2 separate regions of the Homo sapiens genome follow, and region 2 is linked to region 1. A link is an interaction called in ENCODE POLR2A ChIA-PET data of the cell type or tissue named here. Cell type or tissue: K562. All regions are shown on one strand. Links, peaks and the distances in the headings refer to the core of each region. The heading gives the core; the rest is flanking DNA. Region 1 overlaps FGF18 (fibroblast growth factor 18). Region 2 has its middle 120 kb from the start of FGF18.

Region 1 (14,929 bases), core at 3,491-11,490:
AAAAACAAAACGGGGAACGGGGAAAAGCTGCGAAAGGAAGAAGGGGAAAGAGAGTGGGAGGGGAACGGAGGCGGTAAAGAGTGATGCCTGGGAGAAGGGAGGCAGCTGGCCCGGAGGTGCACAAGCCCAGCATGGCTCAGCCCTGCCCAGCCTGGCCTGGCCTGGCCCAGCCCCCAGTGACGGTGCAGCTGCCACGCTTGGGCCCTACCATGAGGTCAGTCCTGCCCCGGGGCTGAGGGAAAATAAATGGTGTCCAAGATAAAAGGTCCAAGAAATTATTTGTCTTGTTGTCACGTCCTGACTGCAACGGGCAGGGTTGGCAGGCAGGCGGGGCATCGTCCCAAAAACGCTCAGGCTGGCAGGTTTGGCCCCACACACAGGACCACGGCCCCAGATCCCCAGGCCCAAGGCTGGGGCCTGGGCCATCTCCTAGAACCTGGGCCTGAGAAGGCAGGAATGGGTGGGGGCAGGTGCTTTCCCAGTGAGTGGCAAGGACCAGGAGGCCTCGCAGCAGTCTCCGCTTTTCCGGCCTGGCAATTTTAAATAAATAATCTGCGTGGTATTTGCTCAGTGTCTGTCTAGGCCAGAGGCCCTCCAAGCTCTGGGAAGGCGGAGCGCTGCCTGTTTCACTCACTGCTGAGCACCTTTGTGGACCAGGGGCTTGGGATGTCTCACTCCTCCCAGCCATTGCAGAGGCAGCATAGGCAGGGGAGCGGGGTGAGTTCCCAAGTACTCCAGGAGGGTTGGGCAGTTCCAGGGTCAAGGGCAGGTCAACAGGACCATGGCCCAAGGTGTTAATGAGTGCCACATATCACAGGTGCACAGGCTCAAGCTCAAAGCACCCATATGCACACGCGCACATAACACACACACTAGGCTGATTTTCACCACCAGCAGCTTCCTAAAAGCATCACCTCGAGGCTCCTGCCCCTTGAAGTGGCTGAACCTGGGGCTGGTGAGTGGTGGCATGGGAACAGCCACCTGCTTTAGGCCATCCCAGGCAAGCCACTGATACCACAGCAAATGCGACTTATGGGGCATTTACCGGCCAAAGAACTTTTCATTCACATCTTCAGTTAGTACTCCTGACAATGCTCTCAAGGATTCACTATTGCATCCCCATTTTATAGATCAGGAAACAGACCCAGAAAGGGTCAGTGCCAGGTCCAAGATCACACAGCCAGGAGCAGCAAGGCTGGCATTTGAACTTGAGGTCTCTGAGGCCAGGAAGGACATGTACACGGGTACACGGAGTAGGAGGAGAGGGTTGGCACATACCATACTTGTCCCCATCCTCGCCGCGGGCACTGATCCTGCGGCCCAGGACCTGGATGTGTTTCCCACTGGTCCGGCTGTAGAGCTGGTACAGCCGCAGCTGCTTACGGCTCACATCGTCCCGAGCCCGCGTCTGGTTCTCCACGTGGATGCGGAAGTCCACGTTCTCCTCGGCAACCAGCACCTGGGCAGGGAAAAGGACACAGTAAGCCACCCCAGATGTCCCAGGCCCACTGCATGCAGGAGCCAGCCACGTCCACCACAAAGACCAAGGGCTTCTCTACACCGGCTCTGAGCCAGGCCGTGGCACACACTGATAACCACCCCCTCACTACCCCCATTCAAAGACAAGGCAACCGGGGCTCTGAGAGGCGAGGCAAGTTGCCCAAGGTGGCCCAGCCAGAAAGTGGCAAAGCTAAGAATCAGGCCTAGGTCTATGCGACAACAAAGCTTCTCTTTCCACCACAGCCACATATTAAAGCAAGAACGATTCTCGGTAAAATGGTGGGGCAGAGCTCCTACCCTGATTCCATCCCAGGGTAGCTGTGAGGACTAAGTGAGCAAACGGGAAGAAAAGTACTCCAATCCACGTGGAGATGGGTGAGGAACGAGAGGGGATGGAACGCTGGGTCCATGGGGAAAGAAGGAGGCCTGGAAAGCCTCATCCAGGGAACCAACAGGCCAAGTCCGCTGTGACTTCTCCCCCTGCAGCTGATGCTGGGGTCTCCTCCCCACACCCCAAGTGTCCTCATGCTGGCTCCCACACCAAGCATTTGCCCACATCCTGAGCTCCTCTAGGAGAAGCCTTTGTTTTGCATCTGCCACCAAAACTTCAGTTCCCTTGAGGCTTAGCTTGTGCCTGTCCACATCCTCCAGGAAGCCTTCCCTGGTTATACCAACACATATCGTGCTCATCTTCCTTCCCTTCTCATTGGGACAACTTGCACCTGCCTCCTCACTGGCCTTCTGCTTCCACTCTCGCCCCCTGGTAGTCTCTCTTCTACCAAACCCAATCCCCTCTCCACACTCTCCGGGGCTTCCCATCACACTTCAGTGAAGGATTCCTCCAAGGCCTCAAGGCCCTACAAGGTGAGCCCCTGACTGCTTTCCCACCTTCCTCTCCCACCACTCCCTCCCCACCAGCCACGCTGGCCACTGGCCACCTTGGCATGGCTCTGGGCATTCCAAAATCAAAACACACTCCTGCCCCAGGGCCTTTGCACTTCTTCTTCCCTCTGCTTTGATGCTCTTTCTCAGATCCTTACATTCTAACCCCTTGAGCTCACTCGGGTCTCTGCTCAAATGTCACCTCCTCAAGCAGGCCTTCCTGGACCCCTTTCTGAAGCCACCTCCAGCTCTGACACTCTCCCTCCCCTCAACCATGCTTTGCGCTTCTTTCCAGCACTTATCTGGGTTTTGTCTTTTGGCCCCAGTAGACTGGCAGCACCATCAAAAAAAAAAAAAAAAGGGAGAGAAAGCTGGAGCAGTGTCTCTCATTTGCCACTATATCCGCAGCACCTAACACGGTAGAAACTCAAACGCTTCTTGAATGGATACATAAACAAATGTTGAAAAGACCTGGAGTCCTGCTGTGCCATTTACCATTGGAGCAGGGTCCCCTACACCCTGCTGGTTGTATGCATGTCCTATCCCATGTCAACCACAAGGCTGAGCCATTCCTGAAGCCCAGACAGCATTCTGGGTTTGTTCCCTGTGTGCCCACAAAGTCTATCACAATGCTAGGCACAAGGGACCCCCATTCCCACGCTGGCACGCCCCCACTCAGCCCATGGCAGAGCTCTTGGGACCCTGGCTGCCCAAACATCTGTCTCACCTCTCAGCTGTGAGCTCCCAAGGGCAGGGATGTGTTTCCTTCATTTGCTACAGCAGGATCTCTGTCCCCAAGCTGACCTGCATGTATCTCCCGATCCTGGACTGGGCCCACAGGTATGTCAGCAGGACCACATTGTTGAACCTTCATGATTGTCCTCAGGGTGGAAGCATCATCCCACATTATGGATGAGGAAACTGTCAGCTCCACTGACAAGGCCCCAGAGCAGTAATGCAGAATTAACCCCAGGCCTTGTGACCCTAAAGACTGTGTTTCCTGTGCCCCACCCCTGCGGGCAGCCCCAGGCCACTGCCTTGCGGGGCCCTGCCTGCCCCACCAGTGCTGTCAGGAGCTGGCCCTGGGTTCAAAACCCAGGATGTGCCACTCTCTAGCTAAGGGACCTTATGCAAGTTATTAAACTCTAGTGCCTGTTTCCTCACCTATAAAATAGGGTGATGATAACAGCACCCTCCTCATGAGTGGCTGCAAAGGTTAAACATATAAAGCAATATATTAAGTGCTCAGAGCAGTGCCTGGCTCAGTAGGGGTAACTAGTGATAGAACACAAGGGAACCCTTTATGGGGCCCTAGGTGAAGCCCTGCAAACCAGATTTATATCTGGGAAGATGCTATTGCTTTTGATAGTCCTGACAACCTTGCACCATGAGAACGCTTATCACCCTCATTGAATGGATGGAGACACTAAGGCCCAGAAAAGTTAAGTCCATTGCTCCAAACCACACAGCCCAGTGAGGCAGGGCCTGGCCTGCTGGCCCACCATGTGTGCCTCCTCTTCACTTCCCCCAGCCCTCAGCAGCCACACACAGTCACCACTCACAGCCCGGGTCTGATACCTGGGTCCCGCCTCCTTCCACATCCTGCTGCTCAGGGACAGAAGAACTCCAGTGCTCCTGAGGCCCACACCTGGTGGGCATTTGTCCGGAAGACTCCCCACCCATGGCCTTTGACCTTCCTGGAATGACTTCCGGAGGTGGCTGGCCCTGTCCCCTCCCCCAAGGGCAGGCCTCTGGCGTCCCCTCCCTGTCCTTCTACTCTCCTCCTGCTCACAGGAGACCTTATCGACCAGAGGTCAAACCAATCTCCTTCCCCCAGGTCCCCAAGGGGAGCTGCCCTGCCCCAGAAGCCGGCCTCCCATTAATGATTTTCTCCCTGGCCCACTGGACAGAGGCAGTGTGGGTGACCCAGGGTCAGCAGGGGCTATCGGGTGGCACTTCCCCAGGATGCGGGAGGGAACAATCCATCTTGCCCAGCTCCCACCATTGAAGCCCCATTCTGTGGCCAGATCAGCCCCCAGGGAGGTGGCGGGGGTGGCCTCTGGTGGCCTCTGGCTCGGAAACAAGGTCTGTTCTCCTGGAAAGGCAGGAAGCACCCCGGGCTTCCCAGGCAAGACCTCTGGAGGGTGTGACACGTCCTACCCCGAAGCCTTTCCTAGCCCCACCTCCCAGGCTGGGTGAGGGCCCCCGAACACTCTACTGCAATGGCTTATTGTCCCAAGTCCAGTGTGACTGGTTCATCCCTGAATCTCACCTCTGCCCTCAGAAGGCAACCAGCAAACGCATGCCAAAAGGCGGCGGCCAAAAGTGAGGGAAATCTGGAGGCCAACATCAGCCCTCCCACTTACCAACCAGAGTGCCCCACAGAGGGATGTGTTAAGGCAACTGACTACCCAGCATTCCCCTGTTCCAGACACTCTGCTAAGAAGACCCCTAGGCTGGTCGCAGTGGCTCAGCACTTTGGAAGGCCGAGGTGGGCGGATCGCTTGAGGCCAGGAGTTCAAGACCAGCTTGAGGCCAGGAGTTCAAGACCATCTTAACATACTGAAACCCTGTCTCTACTGAAAATACAAAAATTAGCCAGGTGTGGTGGTGCATGCCTGTAATCCCAGCTACTCAGGAGGCTGAGGCCGGAGAATCACTTGAAACTGGGAGGCAGAGGTTGCCATGAGCCGAGATTGCACCACTGCACTCCAGCCTGGGTGATAGAGTGAGAATCTGTCTGAAATAAATAAATAAATGAATAAATAAGTAAATATAATTTTTATAAAAAAGAAGAAGAAGAAGAAGAAAATGACCCCCAGACATGGCACCTCAGCGACCCGTGGAGGTGAGCACCAGTTAAAGCCCATTTCAAGGTCTGCTGCCAGAGCACATGCATAGCGGGGCTGCCTCGGGAACATCCACTTCTCCTGTCCTACTAGCTGCGTGGCAGGTCACTTGGCTCGGTGCCCTGCAAGGGGGGCCTATCTTCAAGGTCTTCCCAGAACAGTCAATTTTGCTGTCGGCCTGGCTAACACCCCTCCAGGCATCCAATGATCAGGGGTGTTGAAAAGCTGCGGTTTGAAGAAAATCAAATTGCTGCAACTCTTTTTTCTTTTTTGAGACTGAGTCTCACTCTGTCACCCAGACTGGAGTGCAGTGGCGCGATCTCGGCTCACTGCAACCTCCGCCTCCCCGGTTCAAGTGATTCTCGTGCCTCAGCCTCCCCGAGTAGCTGGGATTACAGGTGCCCACCACCACACCGGCTAATTTTTGTATTTTTGGTAGAGACAGGGTTGGCCAGGCTGGTCTTGAACTCCTGACCTCAGGTGATCTGCCCACCTCGGCCTCCCAAAGTGCTGGGATTACAGGTGTGAGCCACCGCGCCCAGTCTGCTGCAACTCTCGAAAGGAGAGAAGGGTTGGTGCATAAAGGAAGTCTTCTACGGAAACAAGGTGCCTTTTGTCACTCCACCTTTCCTGCCACGCCATGCACATGGATTATCTTTTGGGTGGAAGCAGCTTTTCTCACAGCATGGTGGCCTAGGGTCCCCTTCAGCCTAAGATCCCAACTGTCCCCAGCCCCTGCTTCCCCTGCCTTGAGGGCTTCAGTTCTGGTAGAAATCTTCACTCTACCAATGCAGCAACTACACAGAGGCAACGAGGCCCCAAGAGGCTCAAATCCCTCCCCCAAGCCTTCCAAGGTCCCCCGGCCCTGGGGACAATCATGGGGCTCAGTGGCACAGAGCCCACCCACCTTCTGCCTTCGGTCTCATCCTCTCCCGGTGCAGCTCTTAACACAAAATGTGATGCCATGTCCCTGCCCAGGCTCCCTATTACCCAGGACAACAGCCAAGTGTCATCCTTACAATTGAGCCCTGTCTACCTTGCAAGCTTCCCCTCTTAGGCACCTTGGTAAGAACCTTCCACGTGATGAAAAGAGGTTGAGGTGAGCCCCCAGCCTAGTACCAGCTTCCAGAGATCAACCAAGGTACCACCTCACACCAGAGCATCCAGCAGCCTCCATCACTCCCTCTGGCTTGAAGATTTTAGCCTCTCCAGCCCACTCATGGCTGAAAAGCATGTTTGGGATTTTCCTCTTTCTTCCTGGCCCCCATTTCCACCTTCCACAAATGTGCGTCACATCACACATCACCTATGTACACACACCACACACGCAACACTCACACAGGAACCAGCACTGGCTGACCTTAGCTGTCACCTGGCTTCACCCCCAGTCAACCCACTTATTCGACTTCTTTAGCTCTCAGTTTTCCCATCAGCAAAATGGGGACTGTTGATAATATTTATCTCAGAAAAAGATTATATTAGTAACAATCATTACTCTTTTTTCTTTTTTTTTTTTTTTTTTTTTTGAGACGGAGTCTTGCTCTGTCGCCCAGGCCGGACTACGGACTGCAGTGGCGCAATCTCGGCTCACTGCAAGCTCCGCTTCCCGGGTTCACGCCATTCTCCTGCCTCAGCCTCCCGAGTAGCTGGGACTACAGGCGCCCGCCACCGCGCCCGGCTAATTTTTTGTATTTTTAGTAGAGACGGGGTTTCACCTTGTTAGCCAGGATGGTCTCGATCTCCTGACCTCATGATCCACCCGCCTCGGCCTCCCAAAGTGCTGGGATTACAGGCGTGAGCCACCGCGCCCGGCCCTCTTTTTTCTTTAGTTTAGTTTTGTTTCTTAATCAGGCATTGTGTGTTGAGCACTTCCTCTGTGCTAGGAATCTCTTGAGGGATGTCTTCCTATGTAATGCCCAGAACAAACCCTATGAGTTGGTACAATTTTTTTTTTTTTTTTTTTGAGACACAGTCTTACTCTGTTGCCCAGGCTGGAGTGCAATGGCGTGATCTTGGCTCACTGCAATCTCCGCCACCTGGGTTCATGTGATTCTCCCGCCTCAGCCTCTGGAGTAGCTGGGATTACAGGCGCCTGCCACCGCGCCCAGTGAATTTTTATAGTTTTTAGTAGAGACGGGATTTCACCATCTTGGCCAGGCTGGTCTTGAACTCCTGACCTCATGATCCACCCGCCTCGGCCTCCCAAAGTGCTGGGATTACAGGCGTGAGCCACCGCGCTCAGCCTGGTACGATTATTATTCCCATTTTACAGAGAGGGAAACTGAGGCTCAGAGAGGTTACATCACTTGTTCTATGTCACAGAATTGGTGAGAAATCAAGATGCAAATCCAGCCCAGGCTCTCTCCTGCTTTGCCCTCGCCTGCCACTGTTCTCCCTCCTCTTCCTCACCCACCTCCTTTCTACTTTTCCAGGACGACAACTGGTTCAGGCCACAGGCCATAGTTTGGGGGTAAGGAGGTTGGAATATTGTCCACAAAAAGCTGGGGCCCTTGAGCTTTCTGCCCCCACCCAAGAGACAGGGATGCAGCCCCACGGCCTCTCCCGCCCAGGCCTCATCCTCTGATCCTTGAGGCTTCATGAAACCCATGCTCCTGTCTCCAGGCAACCTGCCCAGAAAGGGAGGGTCTCCCTGGTCCCAGGAGGGGCAGCCCCCAGACTTCCAGCCACATTCCACACCACCTGGCTCCTCCAGCAGCAGCAGCATCGGGCCAGCCAAGGCTTTCAGAGCTTCTCCAAACTCTGGATTCAAACTGGAGACCTTCACTCCTCTCCAGTGGGGGTTCCCGATAAAGTCAGCCACTCTCTCCACCTGAAAACGCAGCTCCCCTAACTCTTCCTGGACTCTGGCCCAAGGGACGCTCTCTGGATTACTGTCATTGAGAGTGAAGCTCACGTTGGCTCCCACTGGCTGGGCACTTGCCCCCATGCCAGGGCCCATGTCCGCTCCTCACACAACCTGAGCAGCTGAAACTATTACTATCCCTGTGTTCCAGGTGACAAAGGAAGACACAGAGAGGCCACGGGACTGGCCCAAATTGAACAGAAACTGAAAGAGCCACGATCTGAACCCATCTCTGGATCTGAAGCCCATGAGTTTCCCATGGATGGAAAGGGGAGGAGGAAGGCCGGGCCCACCCTGAATCTGAGTGTGGCTCTGATGGGTGCCCCCACCTCCTCAACCCCGGGCTTCTGGCCTCTTTCCTGTGACACTCCGCACACCAACTCAGCCAGGACAGACAGTGACGCCGCAAAGGGCCCTTCCCCACCCCCCAGACTGTCCATTATGCTCCCAGGGCTATCAATGTATTGATTGGCAGGGTTGAGCCATCAGCAGGGGAGGGGGGCACTGCAGGATGGGGGGTTGGGCCCGAGGGTCGGCCTCCCTCTCCCCATACATCAGCCTTCATGGTACAGATCATCAATATGGGCACCGCTGCTGCAGGCAGCCAACCCTGGAGCCGTAAAGACCCATGGCCTGTTCTCTCTCTCCCTTTCCTCTTCCCACTGATCCCTGTTTCAATTCCAGCTCCCTAAAGCCCCTGGGTAGGGAGAATGGCCATCCATGCCCATGAGGTAACAAGCCCTTTATTCCAGCATTCAAAGCCCACCACGGTCTTTTCCATCATCCCCATTCCTGGGAATGGATGCGCCAGCCACCCCAGTCAGCTTGGAGCTCTGTGAGTCCACCAGGCTGATCCCTGCTTCCAGTAGCACCGTTCCATATGCCTGCAAGGCTCTTCCATATATGCGCATAGACACATGCACGCACGCAGAGGCTCACAGTGTCCTCTTCACCCGGTTTGCTCTTATTTCAAGGTCTACGTGAAACATCTACCCAGGCCAGACCCTCTTGCCCCAGAGTCTGGTTCAAGGCCTGTCAGCAGAGTACCTGCTGCACCCTTGAGCTCTTGCTCCCCAGCACATACTCCCAGTTTCTCTCAAGTTTCCAATGGCTGGGATAGGTGCTGGCCCTCTCTGTGCCCCAGCCCCTGGCACAGATGAGTGGGTGGGGGGATTCAGTCTGGATCCCGGTCCCCAGAGAACCTCTCCCTCAAACCTCCACTCACTGACCCAACATTCCTCCAGCATGCCAGGTCTGTGCCAGGTGCCATGGTGCCTGCAGCAGGGGTCAGACCTCCCTTTGACTTCCAGGAACCCGTGGGCTGGTGGACAATCCGGCCTTGAGACACCCCAGAGTTGAATGCAGATACGCAGCTCACATTTACTTAACACTTATCATGAGCCAGGCGCTATGCCAAGTGCCTCCCCCGGGCAGGGGGAACTCACCCTTTCAGCAACCCCAGGAGGGAGGTTCTGTCCTGATGCCTACAGGAATGATAAGCCACAGAGAGGCCAGTCAATCACTCGGTCACACGGCCAACTGAAGCGTGCTGGGCCCAGAACCCACCCATCCCTGTGAGCCCCGCAGAGCGCCCTGGATCAAAGACAGTGGCCAAGCGCTATGCGATTCCAAGGCAGAAGGTGGGATGGGGATCGGGGGAAACAGAGCTTCTCGAAGTACGTGCCATCTCTTCATGGGGAACACTTGGAAGGAAAAGCCTTGGATACCTTCTTCATTCCCCTCAAAACCAGTCCAGGGCCAGGTATGCAGCAAGCGTCCCATAAATGTTTGTGGATTGTTGATGACGAGCAACACTATATTTGAGTGCCTACTACATAGCTAGTCATCAATTACTCCTACCAACAGGCCAGGGGAGTGGGATGAGCATCCTTATTTTGCCCATGGGGAGGAAGTGGAGACTCAGAGAGGTTAAGGGCCTCGCCCAAGGCCACACAGTCTTGAGTGGTAGAGTGGCAATTAAATCCAGACCTAAGTCCAAAGCCTGTGCTCCCAACTCAGACTGGAGGAGGCCTGATGTCACTGATCCAAGGAACACGTCCTTTCTAGCTTTCCCTAGCACCCCACAGCATGTTACGTACCTAACACAGACAATATAATTGATTGAACAATTACTTTTACTAAATTACTCATCGAGTGTTTTGCCATTGTGCTAGCTACTCTGTGTGCAATATCCCACTTAGTTCTCACAATAACCCTTAAGAAGTAGGTATTTCTCTTTTTTTTTTTTTTTCCCAGATGGAGCGTCGCTCTTGCCCAGGCTGGAGTGCAGTGGCGTGATCTTGGCTCACCGCAACCTCCGTCTCCCAGGTTCAAGCGATTCTCCTGTCTCAGCTTTCTGAGTAGCTGGGATCACAGGCACCCACTATGCCCGGCTAATTTTTTCTATTTTTAGTAGGGGCGGGGTTTCACCATGTTGGCCAGGCTGGTCTCAAACTCCTGACCTCAAGTGATCTGCCTGTATCGGCCTCCCAAAGTGCTGGGATTATAGGCGTGAGCCACCACGCCCGGCCAGAAGTAGGTATTTCTCATGATCCCATTTTACAGATGGGGAAACTGAGGTGCAGAAAATTGAAGGTTAAGGAATATTTGCAGAGCAGCTGCCAAGAAGCACAGCCAGGATTCAACCTAGGTTTCCCCTACGCCAAAGCCTATGCATTCAAGCATCACAGAAGCCACTGACCTCGCCTCACTGATACCCAGGCGGGTAAATCAAAGCTCAGAGAGAGAGGTCAGTGAGCCCAGGACAGAGCCAGGATTGGAACCCAGGTATTCAGGGATTCCACTCTGTGGCCCACAGGGGGCTTGTCTTTGGCCCCATCCTTGGCACAACAGCATTTTGAATGGCCTGAGGCCTTTTGCCACTGAGACGTCAGAGCAAACACACTGCTAGCAAGCCGGACCAAAGCCCACGGGGCCTCCTGACCTGCTGCAGTTTCAGAATAAATCCCCATGCTCAGGCCCACAGTGCTGACAGCAGGCCCAAGCCCCTTCTAAGGCCAGCCCTCCCCTCCATGCACTGCCATGGGGTCTTATGAGTTAGAGAAGAGCCAACACAGCAAAAGCTAGGAGCATACAGAGGTTCCTCAGAGCAGCCCTTACCCACAGAAAGGAGAAATCAACACCTCCCCTCCCACAGTGACGACAAGGCAGCAGCCCTGGGGAAGGACTCTATATCTGATGGGGGCGGGCAGGGGGCAAGGGAACCCTCCTAGAGTAAGAGGCATAGGAGCAGGGTCTGGACTACAAACAAGAGTTTGGGTGATGCACTGTCCCTCCACAACTACCTGAGGCAGTAGGGATGATTTCTTTGGTTGTTTTTTCCCATTGTACACATGCAGAAGCTGAGACCCAGGGGAGTTAAGTAACTTGCCCGAGGTCACACAGCAAAGAGAAAGCAGAGCCACACTCCAGAGCCCTCATACAAGTAAGCTTGAGTCCTAGAGCCGGACAGACACAGAGCTGAATCCAGCTCTGCCTCTCTCTTGCTATGTGACCAAACGCAGGTTACTTTATGCACCGGTGCCTCTCTTGTTCTTCCTCTGTAGAATTCCCTAGTTCCAGGCTGGTTGTGAGGCTTGACCTGGATAATGTGCAAAAGCACATGGCTGGCCAGGCGCAGTGGCTCATGCCAGTAATCCCAGCACTTTGGGAGGCCGAGGCAAGCAGATCACGAGGTCAGGAGACCGAGACCATCCTAGCAAACACAGTGAAACCCCATCTCTACTAAAAATACAAAAAATTAGCCGGGCATGGTGGCTCGTGCCTGTAGTCCCAGCTACTCGGGAGGCTGAAGCAGGAGAATGGCGTGAACCCGGCAGGCAGAGCTTACAGTGAACCGAGATCACGCCACTGCACTCCAGCCTGGGCAACAGGGCGAGACTCCATCTCAAAAAAAAAAAAAAAAAAAGCACATGGCGGCCAGGTGCAGTGGCTCATGCCAGTAATCCCAGCACTTTGGGAGTCCGAGGCGGGTGGATCACCTGAGGTCAGGAGTTCAAGACCAGCCTGGCCAACATGGTGAAACTCCATCTCTACTAAAAATACAAAAATTACCCAGACATGGTGGCATGCAGGCTGAGGCAGGAGGACTGCTTGAACCTGGGAGGCAGAGGTTGCAGTTAGCCGAGATCGCACCATTGCACTCCAGCCTGGGCAACAGAGTGAGACTCCAACTCAACAACAGTAACAAAAAAAGCACTTGGCATGTAGTGAGTGCACTATACCTGGTGGTCACTATGAATATTGTTGTTGTTTTTGATGGCTTGATGTGACTGCACCCCAATTTTCCACACCCACAAGTCTCCTGCTAGAGGACTAGGTCAGAACCAAAAGGCCCTGCAGAAAATGGAAGTCTCTTCCCATTACCCCTCTAGTCTCCCTTTGGGGGTCCAGTGCGTCCTTGGAGCTGCCCAGGGCAGGGTGGAGGCTGCATCTGTGACCGATGGGCTGCCCCAAGCCTGCTGACACTGGCCGTGCCAACCACAAGAAATTCTAAAAATCCACCTCCTTATCTCAGAGCGGGTGACACTCCCAAGCTTCAGGAATGCTGATGGGGAGCCCCGCCCCCTCCCCTCCCCCTCCCCCTTCCCCCTCTGCTGGGGATAGGCTGGAAGAGGAGTGCTGAATCCTCTGGGCCCCAGCCCCCAAGTACCCCCCTCTAACTCTGGGACCCTCTCAGATCAACACATTCCAGGAGGATCAGGACCTGCAGACTCCAAGTCAGACACCCTCAAGCCCAGAGACGCCTACCTGGGCTCTCAACATCCCCCTTATACCAGAATCCAAAGAGAATCTCACTGCAGATCCCTAGCATGTCTCTAAGGACTCCATGGGCCCACCAATATTCTTCTGAATAATTTCAGGATTCTTTGAGAAGAAGGTCCATCTGCTATGGTAGAAAGAATACAAGATCTTGAATCCAGCATCTTGGGTCTGAACAAATCCCTTCCTCATTCTGTGCCTCGGTTTCTCCATCTGTGAAACAGAATTATTACCCTCTCTTGGCCTCCCTGTAGAATGGTTGAAAGAAGTGAACCAGCTTCCCAATGTAAGGGACACTTTAGAATTTCTACAAGTACCATCTTTTTCCTTCATGCAAATCACTGCTCCTGGGACTCAGTTTCTTCCCCTGCTAAACGGGAGGAAGATGTATGTGCCTGCCTCACTCCACTTCACAGTGCTGGGAGAGGAGGGGGCAGAATAGACAAGGCTCTGTTCATCTGGCACTTTCTCCCTTTAAACTGGGAGCTCTTGGAGGCCAGGGACTGACTAGACCTTATTCCCAAGGCAGCAAGAAGCAGGCTCCCAGCAAGTATGTGCTGAATGAATACCTGACTGTGGATGGATGGATGATGTTGCTTTAGGAAATTAAAAGGCCAGGTGGATGGCTCACACCTGTAATCCCAGCACTTTGGGAGGCCAAGGCAGGCAGATCACCTGAGGTCAGGAGTTCGAGACCAGCCTGGCCAACATGGTGAAACCCTGTCTCTACTAAAAATACAAAAATTAGCCCAGCATGGTGGTGTGTACCTGTAATCCCAGCTACTTGGGAGGCTGAGGAGAGTGACTTGAACCCAGGAGACAGAGGTTGCAGTTAGCCAAGATCACGCCACTGCACTCCAGCCTGGGTGACAGAGCACAAAAAAAAAAAAAAAAAAAAAAAAGTGCCATCCACTAACAGAGCATCCCATCCTCTTTTTGCACCAAAGGACACTGTCTCCAGCTTCCCCATCCTAACCAGCTTAAAGAAAGGGTCTAAACCTCACTGAGGAGGCTGGGTGTGGGGGTGGTCAGGCCGAGAGGGGGCGTGGAAGGAAACTTCCAAACTTGAACACTTCTTGTGGTGAGAGAGGAAGTGGCGCTGCAGGAGGGACAAGGGGCTAAGGGGCTGGCAGGAGGGACAAGAGGCCAGGGGATGCCCCCCCACCCCGCCGAGCCTGGCCCGCCTCATGCCTGGTCTGTCTGGGGAAGGCCAGGACCTAGCCGAGCCTGGCGGCAGGAACAATGTCAGGCAGGTGCCGGCCGAGCTGCGTGAAAGGCCCAGCCCGGTGTCATTGTCAGAGCTCAGCCAAGTGCAGAAAAGCAATTTACTGGTCACGCCGTTTGCTCCCCACGGAAATTTTTAAAATTCTTCCAATTTGAGCTATCTACGGTGTCCTGAGTCGTGTGGAGAAGGGATGAAGGGATTTTATTAAATTCCCAGCTTCCCACTTCCCAGGGTGGCCAGCGGGTGAGGGCGGGCTCACCACTTTGGGGGTGGGCAGGACAGTGTCTGGCACTGAATGTGCTCATGGAAACGTAGCTGGGGGCAGGGACCCATTCTGAGCCCGGTAGCGATGGACAGGAAGAAAGGAGGGGCCCAGAAACTCCACCGCTAAGACTGGACCAGTCCTGGAAAACACTGCGAGGGGAGGGAAGGGCGTAGGCGCATCCATTTCCCAGCAGCCACAATGTGCCTTCCTGGGTGGATGAGAACTGGCAAAACTACCCCACCCCCCATCATATACCAGTTCAACTCCATGACCAACCATTTCATAAATGATGCAGCTAAGACTCTGGGGATCCACAGAGAGGGAAAGATGGAGCTGGAGCTGGGGTTCAGGCCTAGGCCACTGGATTGCAAAGCCCTGAGCCCTTCCTGCCATGTAGAGAGGCCTCCCTGGCCCCGGCTCACCCTAAAGGAGCTTGAACTGCTACCCGCTAAGTGCAGCCTACCCAAACCTCAGCAGGGAGCAGGCCCCAGATTCCTGGCAGTTAACATCATTTGGCTCCTACCCCTCATTTCAACCATTAAGGCCACCCCACCTTTGCCCCT
Region 2 (14,929 bases), core at 3,192-11,191, 110 kb before region 1:
AAATCCCTGCTCCTCAATGGGAAATGGGAGGAAGCAGGCCGGACCAGGGCAGGAGTGCATCCCTCTCTGAGACGGGGAGGGGGCCCAGTAGGGGGAGGCGGAGGACATGACTCACTCTACAGGCCAGGGAAGCTCCCAGGAGGAGATGCTCAGGAAATGGACCCACCCTCCCGCTGTTCCGGCGAGGATGTCTAGCCCAATCCCACTCACATCCCCAAGCCCCCGTACAGGGGTGATGGCAGGAGCTGAGCTAAGAGAACAGGAGCCAACGGAAGGTTAAGTGGGGACATGAAGAGTCCTGGTGGAGTTAGGGTGGGCAACTCATCAGGGGTTGATGGACCAGTAGAAAGTCAGCGCTCAGGAATCAGTGAGGCGGTCCTTGGGGTAAGGCGTGGGGTGAACAATGAGAAGGAGTCTTAGGGGAGGTTAGCGGGGCCACTCAGAGGGCAGGGTCACAGCTGCCACAAGCCCCTGTCCATACACCCTCCTCACTCTCCATTACCCTGCATGTTGACCCAGAGGTGACCAAGTGAAGCTCTTATGACCTATCTGAAAGCTAACTACACACAGGACAAGCCAGAGGTATGGGGAGCTAACATCCCCTGCAGGGCCCCTCAAACGATGGCCGTGGGCCTGGCATGGAACACTTTGCTCCCACTTCCTGGCGGGCAGCCTGAAAGGCACACTTTCCACACCACTCCCAGACCCACACCACTAACGACCCCCATATTGACCTCCTGCCCTTCTCTGTCTCATAGCCCTTCTCTGTCTCATAGCCCTGTTCCCCTTGCCAGCACTTTCTGGAATTACCTTCCAAATAAACATGTGTGCTCACATCCTCCTTTCAGAATCAGTTGTGTGCGGGCTGGAGGGGGTAAGTGGTGGGCCATGGGAAGAGGGGGGTCAGCCTTTCTGCCAGGACTGATGATGTTAAGTCATGACCCCAAGGCTGGTGATGTGGCCGCCTGGGCCAGCCCCGCTCTTGTCTCTCTCAGCATCAGTCTACAACTCTGCAAGGCGGAGCTCATCCATTTGAGTACCAGTGAGGTGGGGAGGGTGAGGAGCCTCCACTGGGGCCCTAGGACTCAACGTCCCAGGCAGCCTAGGGACAGAGTTCCCTTCCCAACTTCAAAAGCCCAGTTGGAGCAGTCTTGGGGAACAGGGTGGTTAGGACTCCACCCCAGTTTTCCGGATACTTTCAGTCTGGGTAAGGGGCTCAAGCACCGAAGCCTTTGAACTGCATGCTTGTGGCAGCTGTGGCGCTGCCTTCTGAGTGGCCCTGCTAACCTCCCCTAAGACTCCTTCTCATTGTTCACCCCAGCCCTCACTGCATGTTGAGAAAAACCCTGTGGCCGAAACAAGATGGCATATTAGGATCTGAAAGGAAAGTGCATTTTGAAGGCTGGTCGGGGAGGGCTTCTCTGGTGATGTCCCTGTGATGTCTGAGCTGAGACCTGAAGGTGCAAAGGAACCAGCTGATGGAATACTACTTGACCAGAAAGGGTGTCTCCACCCAGGGCTGACAGATTCAATGCACGCCCTGCCCCCCAGCCAGTGCCAGCCACTACTACAGGCGTGATCTCACTGAATCCTCATAACTCCAGAAGAGTGTTAGGATTCCCATTTGCACATGAGAAAACCGAGGCCCAGAGAGTGCAGTGACCTGCCCAAGGTTGGCACAGCAGGCACGCAGTGCTGCTGGGATTCCTACCCCACAGTTCTGGATCTTGCCCTGAGGTCTTCGCCTGGGCTGTTCTTTGAACAGCCTTCCCTACCCTTCCTTCTCAGGTCCTGACTAAAGCCAACTCACCCAGCTCAGAGGTTACCTTCCAGGTCTTCCAAGAAGCTTCCCTGACCTGCCAAGCCTGAGTTAAGATCCTTTGCTGTGTTTCCACAGGCCCCTAGCTGAGTAGTGACTGCATGGTGTTCAAACTGCCCCTTCACTTCTTTTCCTCATGCCATTCACACGAGTCCAGCAGAATAGTCATGCTAGTAAATGGCCCCGCCCCTGGCGCCGTCTAGAGGCAGGCACCTGGTAGAAGCTAAGCCCATTAGAAACCTTCCCTGGGGCTTTGGAACTGGAACCCAGGAAGAAGAGTCAAGCTCTGCACAGATGGTTGGAACAGAGCCCATAGGAACAAGATCCCCGTTCTGCTGCGGTGACCGAGGAGCAGAAGGGCCCGCAGACCATGAAAGAAGAGTTAAAACCCAGCTAGGAGAGAAGTAGAGGCAAGAGATAAAGAGAAAACACTTCTGGGGCTTCCCACCATGTTTGGTTTGGGGTTCCAGCCCATCCCTGGCTGGAGTCTGACTCTAGGAGGCCGGGCGCTCCCACAGTGTCCTCATTTCTGTTACCACCAAAAGACTTCAAACACAAGAAGCTCAGTCAATGCCTATTAAATGAATAAAGCAGCCCGAACACGGTGCTGATTCCCGTCTCACTGAGTCTTTCTTTGATGTTACATTAATTTAGAGAAAAATAATAATAAAGATAAAACAGGCCAGTCTAGCTGGCAGGCTCTCTGAGCCCAGAAGAGAAGACAGCAGGACATGCCCCCACAAGAGGCCCCAGCACATGGCCCCAGGGGTGTCCGGCCCCTCTTCCCTTCGAGGAGGAGCTGCCCTCACACTCCCCTCGACAGAAGGTCACAGGCGTGAAATGGGTCCCTCCCAGTGACCTGGCCAGGCCTTGGGTGTGAGTTGGAAGAGGCGGCATGGTTTGCTCAGGAGCCAGAGGTCACCAGTCAGAGCGGATGCTTTGAATTTAGACCCGGGTTTATGAGCCGCAGCGGCCGCCAGCGAGGACAGGACCCAGCCCTTCCCAGGCCAGGGGCCGTTGGGAGGAAGGCGCACTTTTAATGGGAGTGTTTCTCCCAAATATTACGCTAGGCAGGGAGTTTGGACCAGAATGAAAGCAGAGGGTCTAATTTTAGACAGTACCTATGAATGAAACTTGACCCAGGCTGGGGAGGAAATACCTTCCACCAGCCCATGCCAGGGCCAGTGTGTATGCTTTACTGCTAAATTAGGCAGCTCCTGCAAACAGGTTACTGCGGGGACTTGGATTTTTTTCCCTTCTTCTCTCCATTAAATTGGTCAGACTCTTTATTTCTAAATATACATTCCCTCCTCCCCTCATCCCCTTTCTTTTATGAAAGCTCCAGGTCACCCCATCCCTGCATGTCCCAGCTAGTTAACCATCTGCCCCTCCTTTTCAATTTCCCCATCCCTTCCCAATTCAGCCCTGCCTAGGACCAAAAGCCCAAGACATTACGTCAAGTGACATGGGACTATAGGGCCCGGGGTGCCACACTACCAAGTACCAGCTTGACTGGGGTCAGATGGTAGCCAGGCTTAGACTATGGAGTTGATGAAGGCAAGGCCCACATCTGTCCTATCCATGGCTGTCTCCCAAGTCCCCAGCAGAGTCCAGCAAGGATCCAGGCTCAGTCAATACCTATCAACTCTTAAGGGAAAAAGACATTTGCCCTCTTGGTTGCTGCATCTGAGCCCAGTTTGAGTAGATCAGAGGTCATCTTCTGACCCAAAATATCTACTCTCCTTGTTTTTGCCTTATTTTTTTTTCTTTAAAATGATTTGGCAAACATCACCTGGGAGAAAAAGAAGCGTATGACCTCCACCTCCATAGATACTGACCTACAGCAGAGAGGGAAAAGGCAGCTGAAGAGACCAACAGGCCAGGGCTCCGATTCCAGCCCTGTCTCTTCCTGTCTGTGTGATCTTTGGCGAGTCTCTTGTCCTCCATAAGCCTCAGTTTCCTCATCCATAAAATAGGGTAGCAATCCCAACTTTTCAGAGTGCCCTGCACCTATGATTCTTTCCCTAGAATGTTCCCCTATCTCTCTTCCCAGCTCCAGCTCCAACCGGGGCCTGGCTAGACTTGGGGGCGAAGGCGGAATCACATCAGCCAAGCAGGACAGAGGCTGGGACGTAGCTCCGTTCCCAGTTTGGGGCGAGGCCCTGGCCAGGCTAAGGATCCGGTTCATCTGTGGCTGGGCTCTGCAGCTTTGGAGCAAAGGCCCAGGGAGCATCCCAGGAGGCCCTTGAGACCGAGCAGCCCTGGGGCAGGGACAGTAGTAAGGACCTCGGTGGTGACAATTGTCATTCCAGCCATGAGACGGGGCCGTGTGGGCTGGCCATGGAGACAACCTGAGTGCCACCCGCACTCCCTCCCCGGCCAGCCCTGACCATTTGCTTGTTGTATGTTGAATGACTCAGCCATTTGGGACCCATTTTCCCTTCTCTAGAAACCTTCCCAGCAATGTTCCTGGGGAGGGAAAAGAAACTTCCCTAGAAGATGTGTTTATCTCCAAGCGCTTATTTTCTTTTGGGGATTTGGGCCGAGAGTACTTAGTGGGGGAAAAAAAAAGACACACTCAAAAAGACTTACACTCAAAAAGGCTTCTTAAAAAGTGTTCTGTGGCTGTCTCTCCCTCTATGCCACGCTTCTCACAACAACCCCCAAAGACTCAGCTACCTCTCTCTAATCGGGTTTTTTGCTATTCCTTCATCCTTTCTCCCTTCTTTCTTTCCTCTTTCTTTCCTTCTTTTCTTTCTTCCCCCTTTCTTTCCTTCTTTTCTTTCTTCATTCTCCTTCCTTTCACTCTCTCTCTTTCTGAATTCTTTCTTCCCTCCCTCCCTCCTTCCTTCCTCTCCCTCTTTCTTTCAATTCATTCCTTCCTCCTTCCTTCCTTCTTTCCTTTCTCCTTTCCTCCCTTTCTTCCTTACTCAAGTTCGGTTCGGCAAACCGGTTGTTTTTTTTTTAATTTTAGCTTTTATTTTAGGTTCAGGGTTACCTATGCAGGTTTGTTTCCTGGGTATATTACGTGAGGCTGAGGTTTGGGGTATGGTTGATCCCATCGCCCAGGTCAGTGCCCAATAAGTAGTTTTTCAGCCCTTCATCCATCCCCACTCTAGTAGTTCCCAGTGTCTAATGTTCTCATCTTCAGCAAACCTTCAAATGCTTACTACGAGTCAGTACTCGGTGAGATGTGGGTAAAGATGGTTATGGTGGTCACACACGGCAAATGCAGAGCCATCTGACTGGCATTGATTCAGCACCCACGACACTCACCCTGCAGGGGGAGAGGGGCACAGCAGCAAATGAACGCACTGGCAGCAGGCAGAGGCAGCACAGGGGAGTCGGTTCTGGGCTCTAGTGCAGGCTCATGGAAGGGGTCCTTAGGGAAATGATGTCCGAGCAAGGCTTTGAAGGTTGAAGAGGAGTCCATCAGAAAGACAAGAAGGGAGTCTTGACTAAGCATCCTAGGAGAGGAGGCAGAGTGCACAGTGACAAAATATGGTCCATATTAGGATGCACAGAGGAACTTGTGGGGTATAAGACACACAAGAGCCAAATACAATGCCGAATTAGTTGAGGGTGCTAAGAACAGAGCAGCGGGCAACAGGGCTCTGAGTTATAATAACTTAGAAGAGCTTGGTCAGGGAAGACAGCCTGGAGGAGGGGCCTGTGAGAAGTCCTTTAATAATAAAAGTATTTCCTCAGGGAAGGACGAAGGATGGGGGAAAGAAGAAGACCGTCTAGAGCAGTGTTCCTCAGGAGCACCTGGGGTGCTTTTAAGAACACATACCCCTGGGCCGGGCATGGTGGCTCACGCCTGTAATCCCAGCACTTTGGGAAGCAGGGGGGTGGGCGGATCACTTGAGGTCAGGAGTTCGAGACCAGCCTAGCTAACATGATGAAACCCTGTCTCTACTATAAATACAAAAATTAGCCAGGTGTGGTGGTGCAGTCCTGTGGTCCCAGCTACTCGGGAGGCTGAGGCACGAGAATCACTAGAACCCAGGAGGTGGAGGTTGGGGTGAACTGAGATCGCATCACTGCACTCAAGCCTGGGCGACAGAGCGAGACTCCATCTCAAAAAAAAACAACAAACACAGACCCCCACCCTACTCCCAGACAGTGGGATTCAATTGGTCTGGGGTGGGGCCCAGGCATCTGTATTTTTTTAAAGTTCTCTGGGATTCTGATGTGCAACTAGGGTTGAGATGCGCTAGTCTGAGCAAAGCAGACAGTAGAAGGAAGGATTTGGGGGGAAGAGCAATGGAAGCTGCACATGGGAAGACACAGGACAGCATGCCAAGGACCTCAGGGTCAGGCTCAGAGGCCTCATCTCCATTCCATTTTCACATGGAAGTCATCAAAAGCTTTTGAGCAGTGGCACTTGTTGGGGCACAATCAGAGTGAAGGCTGCTGGAAGAAGGAAGGGGTTGGAAGTAGGGTGCCTGTTATGGCTGTCGGACAGGGGAGAAATATACAGCCCTGACCCGGAGTGGTGATAGGGGACAGGTTTCTGGACTTGTGGACGACAGGGGGGGATGTCATCAATCCTGGATCTCTGCTAAGGACACTGACCTAGTGCATCTTTGCACATCCATGTGCTGAGTGCTTGTCAAGTTCACTCTGCTAAGGACACTGACCTAGTGCATCTTTGCACATCCATCTCCTGAGTGCTTGTCAAGTTCACTGTCATCACTATGACAACATTATGGCAAGTGTGATTGTTAATGCTATGTGTCAATTTGGCTGGGCCATGGTGCCCAGATATGTGGTCAAACATTATTCTGGATGTTTCTGAGATTAACATTTAAATCAGTGTCTTTTGAGTAAAGCAGATTGCCCTCTGTAATATGAGTGGGCTTCACCCAGTCAGCTGAAGACCTGAATGGAACAAGAAGTCTGACCACCCTTAAGCAAGAGTAAATTCTGCAGCAGATGGTCTTCAGACTGGAACTGCAACATTGGCTCTCATCTGGGTCTCTAAACGCTGGCCCACCCTGCAGATTTTGAACTTGCCAGCCTTCATAATCAAGTGAGCCAATTCCTTAAAATAAATCTCTCTTCACACACACACATGCACATACACACGTATGTGTATGCACACACACACACACGTAGCCTATTGGTTCTGTTTCACTGGAGACTAATACAGTAGAGATACCTCCGCTCCTTTACCACCCTGCAGCTTCAACAGAGCCAAGCTCTCTTGTCCAGCTTTGGCACAGGGATGCCTCTTAGCCAATCCATAAAAACAAGCATGGTGCCACCTTCCTTACCAAAGCCCTGCCTCATTTCTTGCAAGAGCCTGGTGCCGTAAAACTGGGTATACATCTGGATTTTCTTTGCATAAACTAAAATCTCTTAAGTAAACTCAGAGTATCAGACAGGATGCTTTCAGCAAAAAACCAAAAACCCCAACTCATAAGTAAATATTTAGCTTACGTATTAGAAACCCCATGGGTAGGTCAGGCTCCAGGACTGGCACTGCGGTAACTGAGCATTGCCACCAGAGTGGGCTCCTTCCAGCCATCCTCCCTGTCTCAGTGTTAATTTCATCCTCAGCCTGGCAGTAACATGGCCACAGTGGTTCCAGATGTCTCCACCAGACACTGCAACATCAAGGCAAAGTGGCAGATCCTTGCTTCCTGTGGCTGTCTCTTAGGAAAGAGGAAACTCTCCCAAAAGGCCCACAGTAAATTCCCCTCATATCTCATTGGCCAGAACTGGGCCACATGACCACTCCTGAGCCAATCACTACCAAGGTGAGTGAAATCATATTAATTGATTTAGACTAACTACCTCGGATGGGATAGGTGTCAGAATAAATGAAGACAACCAACTTCATTGTCCCCTCACATGTGGGACAAACTCTGTTGAAAGAATCACTCTGGACTTACACCCATTTAATAAATGTTCAGTTAATTAGGTGGGTTCTGACTGGTCAGGTGGTTGCACAGTTGACAATTATTCTGAATTATGTTTTACTACAATATGCCCCTGTGAGTATTTCTAGAAGCCACTAACTGTCTTGCAAATGCCACTACCAACATGTCACTCTTTTCTAGTGAGGTGAGGCTTTCTCCAGCCCTGGGTAAGAGGTCACACTGTATGCAACAAGGATCAGGGAAGAGGGTGACGATGAAATACCTAGCACAGTGCACACAATGCCATCTAATTCCCCCAGGAGCTGTAGAAAGTAATCATCATTCCTTATGTCAGCTAGGGATGCTTCAGATGTGAGTAACAGAACACCCGAAGACGATCAAAGACTTAATTACTTCCTGTAACAAAGAGTCCCAGTTTGATGCAACAGTTCAGTGTTGTCATCAGGATCTTTCTCTCCTTCCCCTGTGTCATTCCCAGTGCATGGGCTTTAATTTATAAGCTCATCATTTCGTTGCTCTATGATGATTTCTTCAGCTGTGACTACCACATTTTTGCACAAATGAATTCACGGCAGGAAATAAAGGGAGACAAAATGTTTTTCATAAACCTCCAACCAGATGTCCTGTTGGTCAGAATTTGGTTACATGTCCGCTTTTAAAACAATTACTGGCTTAGCCCAAACATGACACATCCCCAGGGTAAGGACATCATCAACATGGATGAACTCAGGGCTCTGTTAGATGGAGGTAATAACTATTCAGTGGGCAACGAACAGTGTCTGTCACATGCCTATTCTACAAATGATGAAACAGGCTCCAAGGGGTTAAGCCAAATGCCCAAGGTCACCCAGCATGCAAAAGGCAAAATTACGGCCAGGCCTGGCGGCTCACACCTGTAATCCTAGCATTTGGGAAGGCCAAGACAGGAGAATTGCTTGAGCCCAGGAGTTTGAGACCAGCCTGGGCAACACGGCATAAAACATACCCGATCACCTCTACAAAAAATGAAAAAATTAGCCAGATATGGTGGCATGTGCCTGTTGTCCTAGATACTCAGGAGGCTGAGGCGAGAGGATTGCTTGAGCTAGGGAGGTAGAGGCTGCAGTGAGTTGTGTTCACGCCACTGTACTCCAGCCTGTGCGACAGAGTGAGACCCTGTCTCAAAACAAAACAAAACAAAACAAACAGAAAAAAACACAAAAGCAAAAGCAGGATTCAAATCCAAGTTGAGATATTCCGAATCAAGGGTCTTTCCATAGTGCCGTGATAACAGGTGAAGACGTATGCCTTGAAGCTCATTTTACTCACATTCCTGAATCTTCCGCTGGCCAATTACACACTTCCTGCTGGGCTCCGCCTGGTTACCTCGGTATGAATGATACTCCACACTCACTGACTGATGGCCCCATAACAATTGCAACCAACTGGACAAGGGCTTCTGGTTGCTGTTTGGGGGATACCCGGACACAGCTCCACTGCTCTCAGTGTAGTCATTAACACCCAGCTGTTAAAGGGAATGGCTCCCTGTTTGCACTGAGCCAATTTTATGACATCCAGTGAACATGAGAGAACTGCAACCAGAACCATTTATAGACTTCATCTTAGGGCCTGCAATGATATAAATGTCTAATGCTTTTTCCAGGTGTGGGCTGGGGGAAGCTGTGTGCATAAACCTTGGGTTGAAAAAGGACTGACGTAGGAGGGTTGGGGTCACAGGAAACATGGCTGGAAACTCTGGCTGGGGAACAGGACACCTTCCTCTAGTCCTATCATGATCCTGGGCGGACCATCTCTTCTCTCTGAGCTGTTCTGCTCACCCTCCTTGTTTTTTCCCCCAAATGCCCTGGAAGAAAAGAACTAATTCTTACTCATCTTCATTTCCTTATTAATGGTTAAGGATTGGCACATAATGGGTACTCAGAAAGTATTTGAATGAATGAATGAATGAGTGAATAAACGAAGCGAATGGATGCCTCTCTTCCTTGAGGGAGGAGTAACATCTGATTTCCTCATTCCTATCTGAAACAGAGGAGGAGCTCAACTGCAAGTCTGTTGGGTGAAGACATGAATGAATAAAATGTTTCAAACCTGGGGTTGCATTTACTGAGTTGACTTAGCTGTTGTACTCAATGGTCCCTCTGCCCAGAACCTTCTTCCCCTGACTCACTCAGGTCTCAGCTCAAATCTCGCCTTCTCAGAGCTGCTGTACCCGATCACCCTATCCAAGATTTACCATCCCCTGTTCCAGTGCCTCCTGAAGCTTCATCACACTCCTTGTTCATTTTCCTTCCTGACACTTTTCTTAATATGCAATTATTGCATTTGTTTATAGTCTGTCTCCCCCCACTATGAAATAAGCTCCTTGAAAGTAGGAGCTGTGTCCGTCTCAGTCACTGCAGTACCCCCATTAAAATGTCTGGCACACAGTAAAAGTTCAATAAATATCTTTTGAATGAGTGAATAAGTGAATATGACTTCCAACCTTTTCTCTGGCTGCCAGTGTCCCCCTCTCCAGAGCTGGAGGCTCCTTCCCATTTATTCAAATATTCCAGGGCCCTTTACAATATAAAGCATCTTAAAAGTCTTTCCGGCCTTGGCTTTAGTAACCCTACACCACCTTGGCCCCCTACCCCTCTGACCACATTCCCCATCCTTCTCCTGCCCCCACAGTCCTGAATCTTCTGAATTACTGGTCATGCTTAATTATGGTACAACCATACAATAGAATAAACACTGAAAATGATGTTAAAGAAGCATGTCTATTGACATGGAAAGTCATTCACAATATATTGCTAATTAACAAGGTAATTTTATACAGGTAGTTAGATTCCATTTCTATAAAATCTCTGTGTACAGTTACATGTGAATGTATCACATAAAAACAGAGGTTTATACAAAAAAAATTTAACAGTGATAACATTTGTGTATATTCTTTGTTTATGTCGTCCTTATTTTTTATGATACTCCTGTATCCCTTATACAATTTCTGAAAATATTAAGTTAAACCACATGAAATTGCCATTTTGATAGATCAAAAACAGTAAAATATCTTCTATTTCATATGATTAGTTGAAATAAACAAAAAGAACAGAGAAAACATAAAGACTAAAAGAGCCAAGATTGCATGCCAAGGGGAACTGCGTGCAGGGAAGCCAACCCCACTCAGTAGGACCAGGTTTGGGGAAAGAGAAATGGGGCAGGTCTTTGAAAGCCAAAATGCTGAGTCACCGTGTCCAGTATTAGGACACTGAAGGTCCCTGGTCACTGCTGATTGACAGGTGCTGGGGATTATTGATTAAGCACTGAGACAGCTGGGGGCGATGGACACAGCTGGGGGCTGTCTCCGAGGACTTTTTTGTTCCTTGCCTTGGCTCCTCACATCAAGTGCCCGATTTGGGGATCATGGCACCCACTTATCATTTGAGCAGAAGTCAACTCCGTGCCACTGTCAGCAGCCTGGGAGGCTAAGTCAAGATTCATCAAAGGAAAAAGAGGAAGAGGGAGAAAAGGAGAAGGGGAGGGAAGAAAGGATATTTCTATTTCCCAAGCCCGAGTGTCAATGGCAGGTGCTTTTCCCTGGGTGCTAAGCCTTTACACACCATGGCTTCTGAAAGAGGCAGTGACGCCACACATATCTATGACACTCGTTTGAGAGTACTGAATGCTCAACGTGGGAGGAAGATGACTGATCTGGATGTTCAAAGGAGCCTGTCATGAAGTTTCACAGCAATGACTTTGACATGCTGTGGCATTTGTCAAAAGGTTTTGTTATAGATAAGACACCTCGCTCAGACGTGGGAAGCCAAAGGTGGGGAAGAGTGGGGAGAAGGTGGAGTCTCCCAGGCGTTGGTGACTCAGGGTGTGTGTGTGTGGTCACAACCAGCCCTCAGGCCACATACCAATGCTGTCCCAAACCTTTGAATGGCTAGTGTAGGCTAGCACCCACAGCTTAAAAAGGGGGCTCCATCCACCACTGAAAGGCAGTGACGGTTTAAGCTTAGATACATCTGAGGAAATGACAAGAGAGAAAGCAAATAAATATATCTGTACATGAAAAAAAAAAAAAAAAGCCAAAATGAACATGACAAGACCCACAGTTTGGGGGGAAAAAAAACAATAAATTCTACCAAAAATGACTAAAGGGCTAAAATCTTTATCAAGGGCAAATTAGTTAAGAAAGACACAAAATCAAAAAATAAGTGGGCAAAGGATATAAATTATTATGTCACAAAAAAACCGGGATTTAACAATAAGATACCATCTCACACCAGTCAGAATGACTATTATTATTAATAAAAAGTCAAAAATAACAGATGCTGACGAGATTGTAGAGAGGAAGCAACACTTATATATTGCTGGTAAGAATGTAAATTAGTTCAGCCATTGTAGAAAGCAGTCTGGAGATTTCTCAAAGAATTCAAAATAGAACTACCATTCTTCCCAGCAATCTCATACTGGGTACATACCCAAAGAAATATAAATCATTGTACCACAGATACATTCACACGTATGTTCATCATAGCACTATTGACAGTATCAAAGACATGGAACCAACACCGACATCAATAGTGAACCAGATAAAGAAAATGTGGTACATATATACCATGAAACACTATGCAGCCATAAAAAAGGAGATCATGTCCTTTGCAGCAACATGGATACAGCTGGAGGCCATTATCCTAATCGAATTAATGCGAGAACAGAAACCCAAATACCACAAGCTCTCACATGAATTGTAAGTGGGAGCTAAATATTGAGTCCACATGGACACAAAAAAGGGAACAATAGACACTGAGGCCTACTTGAAGGTGAAGGATGGGAGGATGGTAAGGATTGAAAAACTACCTATCAGAGGCCAGGCACGGTGGCTCACACCTGTAATCCCAGCACTTTGGGAGGTCAAGGTGGGCGAATCTCCTGAGGTCAAGAATTCGAAACCAGCCTGACCAACATGGAGAAACCTTGTCTCTACTAAAAATACAAAATTAGCCAGACTTGGTGGTGCATACCTGTAATCCCAGCAACTTGAGAGGCTGAGGCAGGAGAATCACTTGAACCCGAGAGGCAGAGGTTGCCATGAGCTGAGATAGCGCCATTGCACTCCAGCCTGGGCAACAAGAGCGAAACTCCATCTCAAAAAAAAGAAAGAAAGAAAAACTACCTATCAGAGGCTATGCCAATTACCTAGGTGACAAAATTATCTGTACGCCAAACCCCCGTGACGTGCAGTTTACCCATGATATACCCAACCTGCACATGTACACCTTGGCATAAAATAAAAGTTGGAAAGGAAAAAAAATCTGGATTTAACTTATTTTTTAAAAAACAGGGAATTCAACTTCACCAGCAATCAAAGAAATATAAATTAAAACAAGAAGATGTCAATTCTCTGTTGTCAAATTAACAACAGTTTTAAAGTTTAAAAGTATATAACAGCCCACGCTGATGAGGATGGAGTCATACAGGCATTCTCAATATTTACATGTGGACATGTGAATATATATATATAGGAAATTAACAATGTATAACAGAATTTGTTAAGAGTATTCAAGACCTTTGGCTCAGTAATTCTACTTCTGAGCATCTATCTTAGGAAAGCAATATTTTTTTAAAAAATTAAATTTTATTTAGAATAGTTTAAAAACTGAAACAACTTTAATCTTCAGTAATATTGGGATGATTGGGGAGATGTCAACCTATTAATTCACTTAAAATAATATTATAAAGATCTACAGTGATATGTAAAAGATATATTAATAAATTCAAACAAAAACACATAAAATGCTTATCACCTAATATTAAATGAAGAAAAATCAGGAAGAAAAAACTGCCTATGTAGTGGAATCCATACTCTGTAATAATCAAAATTAAATAGAGTAAAAAAGACAAGAAAGAAATAACTCAAAATGTAAAAAAATTAATGTGATTGGAACATCAGTGATTTAAGGGTTTTCTTCATATTCATCTTATTATCCAGTTTCTTTAATTCCTTATAATGAGAAAAAAGTAAGTAAGCTATACTTTTAACAGACAGAAAAGAACAAAGATGTCTGCAATCTCTATATCATAAATAATAAAGTGCAATGAAGCCAAGTACACGCCCGACCTGTCTGCCCCACCCTGTCTTCCTTCCCCTGAAAGCAGTTCTGGCTCACTCTGTTAGCATGGAACAAATTCACACAGTGCACAAATGTCAGCACACCCAAACAGAAGAAAAAGAAGGAAAAAAAAAAAAAAAGCACAAAATAGAGAAATCTAATGAAACATACGAAGCACCATCAACTTGATACTTAATAGAAATGCCCAAGTAAGATAAAAGCATCTGATCTTCCTGACCTGGGCTTTTTTGTTTAATCTAGAAATATTGAAAAGTGGGCAAAATAGAAAAGGATACTTGAAAAGTGGATTTTAAAAATCTCAAGGGTCTCAAGGGGATTGAAATATTCTTATCTCAAAAGAAATATAAATTTGGTACGTAAAAATTTCTCTGTGAATTTGGGGATGGGTCAATGGAGGCCGCTGTCCTCAGGCAAAAGAGAACCAGCCTTGGGAGTTTAAATCTCCACTCCTTCCTTGGCTGGCTGGATGCGCTCTGTAAGGCACGTCTTCCTTTCCCACAGGCTCAGTCTCCTCATCTGTAAAATAGGCATGCCACCTTCCTAGGTCATAACCAGGAGTCTCTGCTCATTACGACTTCTCTTTTTATTAATTTGTATTTTATTTTTCTTTAGAGACAGGGTCTCACTCTGTAGCCCAGGCTGGAGTGCAGTGGTGCAATCGTAGCTCACTGCAGCCTTGGACTCCTGGGCTCAAGCTATCCTCTCACCTTGGCCTCTTGAAGCACTGGGATGACAGGTGTGAGCCACCACATCTGACCCCACTTCTCTATTAATTAAGCAGCTCCTCTCTGCTGGAGCTGGGCAAGTGCTTCATTATTATCCTAATGAATCAATAATAAGATAGCAAGTGTTAAAAGTGTAGAGGTTACATGTATTCTTGTCTACTTTCCCTTGATGAATTGCTTTTAGATAAAGTTTGCACCCTGAATGCTAGACCCCAAGTAGCAAGGGTCCAACATGGGTTATTTGATCCAACTCTGCACTCAGGCAGGTCTTGAGTTCTCCAGTACATCTACCATGGCTTCCTTCAATCATCAGGCATTTATTGAGCACCTACTCTATGCCAAGCACTGTGCTGGGTGCTGGAGATGTACCCACAGACA

Evidence for each region. Peaks named below come from ENCODE experiments on the same cell type or tissue, not always from the same donor. Only the 100,000 strongest peaks of a DNase experiment are listed, where the experiment ranks them.
Region 2: POLR2A ChIA-PET joins it to region 1 with 7 read pairs; 2 of 35 experiments call an interaction of 5 or more read pairs at or near these places.

What each region holds. Positions count from the first base shown.
Region 1 is chr5:171,422,623-171,437,551 of GRCh38, reverse strand. It overlaps FGF18 (fibroblast growth factor 18), which reads right to left. Exons shown (of 5, transcript NM_003862.3): 3 at 1,279-1,459. Among named protein-coding and RNA genes, the nearest start is that of FGF18, 10 kb to the right of the region's middle. RefSeq lists enhancers at 1-366, 2,778-3,313. In K562, for the core only: no CTCF peak of the experiment used is centred there; no DNase peak of the experiment used is centred there; H3K27me3 peaks cover 2,459 bases.
Region 2 is chr5:171,530,749-171,545,677 of GRCh38, reverse strand. No RefSeq gene overlaps it. Among named protein-coding and RNA genes, the nearest start is that of FGF18, 120 kb to the right of the region's middle. In K562, for the core only: no CTCF peak of the experiment used is centred there; DNase peaks (open chromatin) are centred at 7,557 and 10,957; H3K27me3 peaks cover 3,898 bases.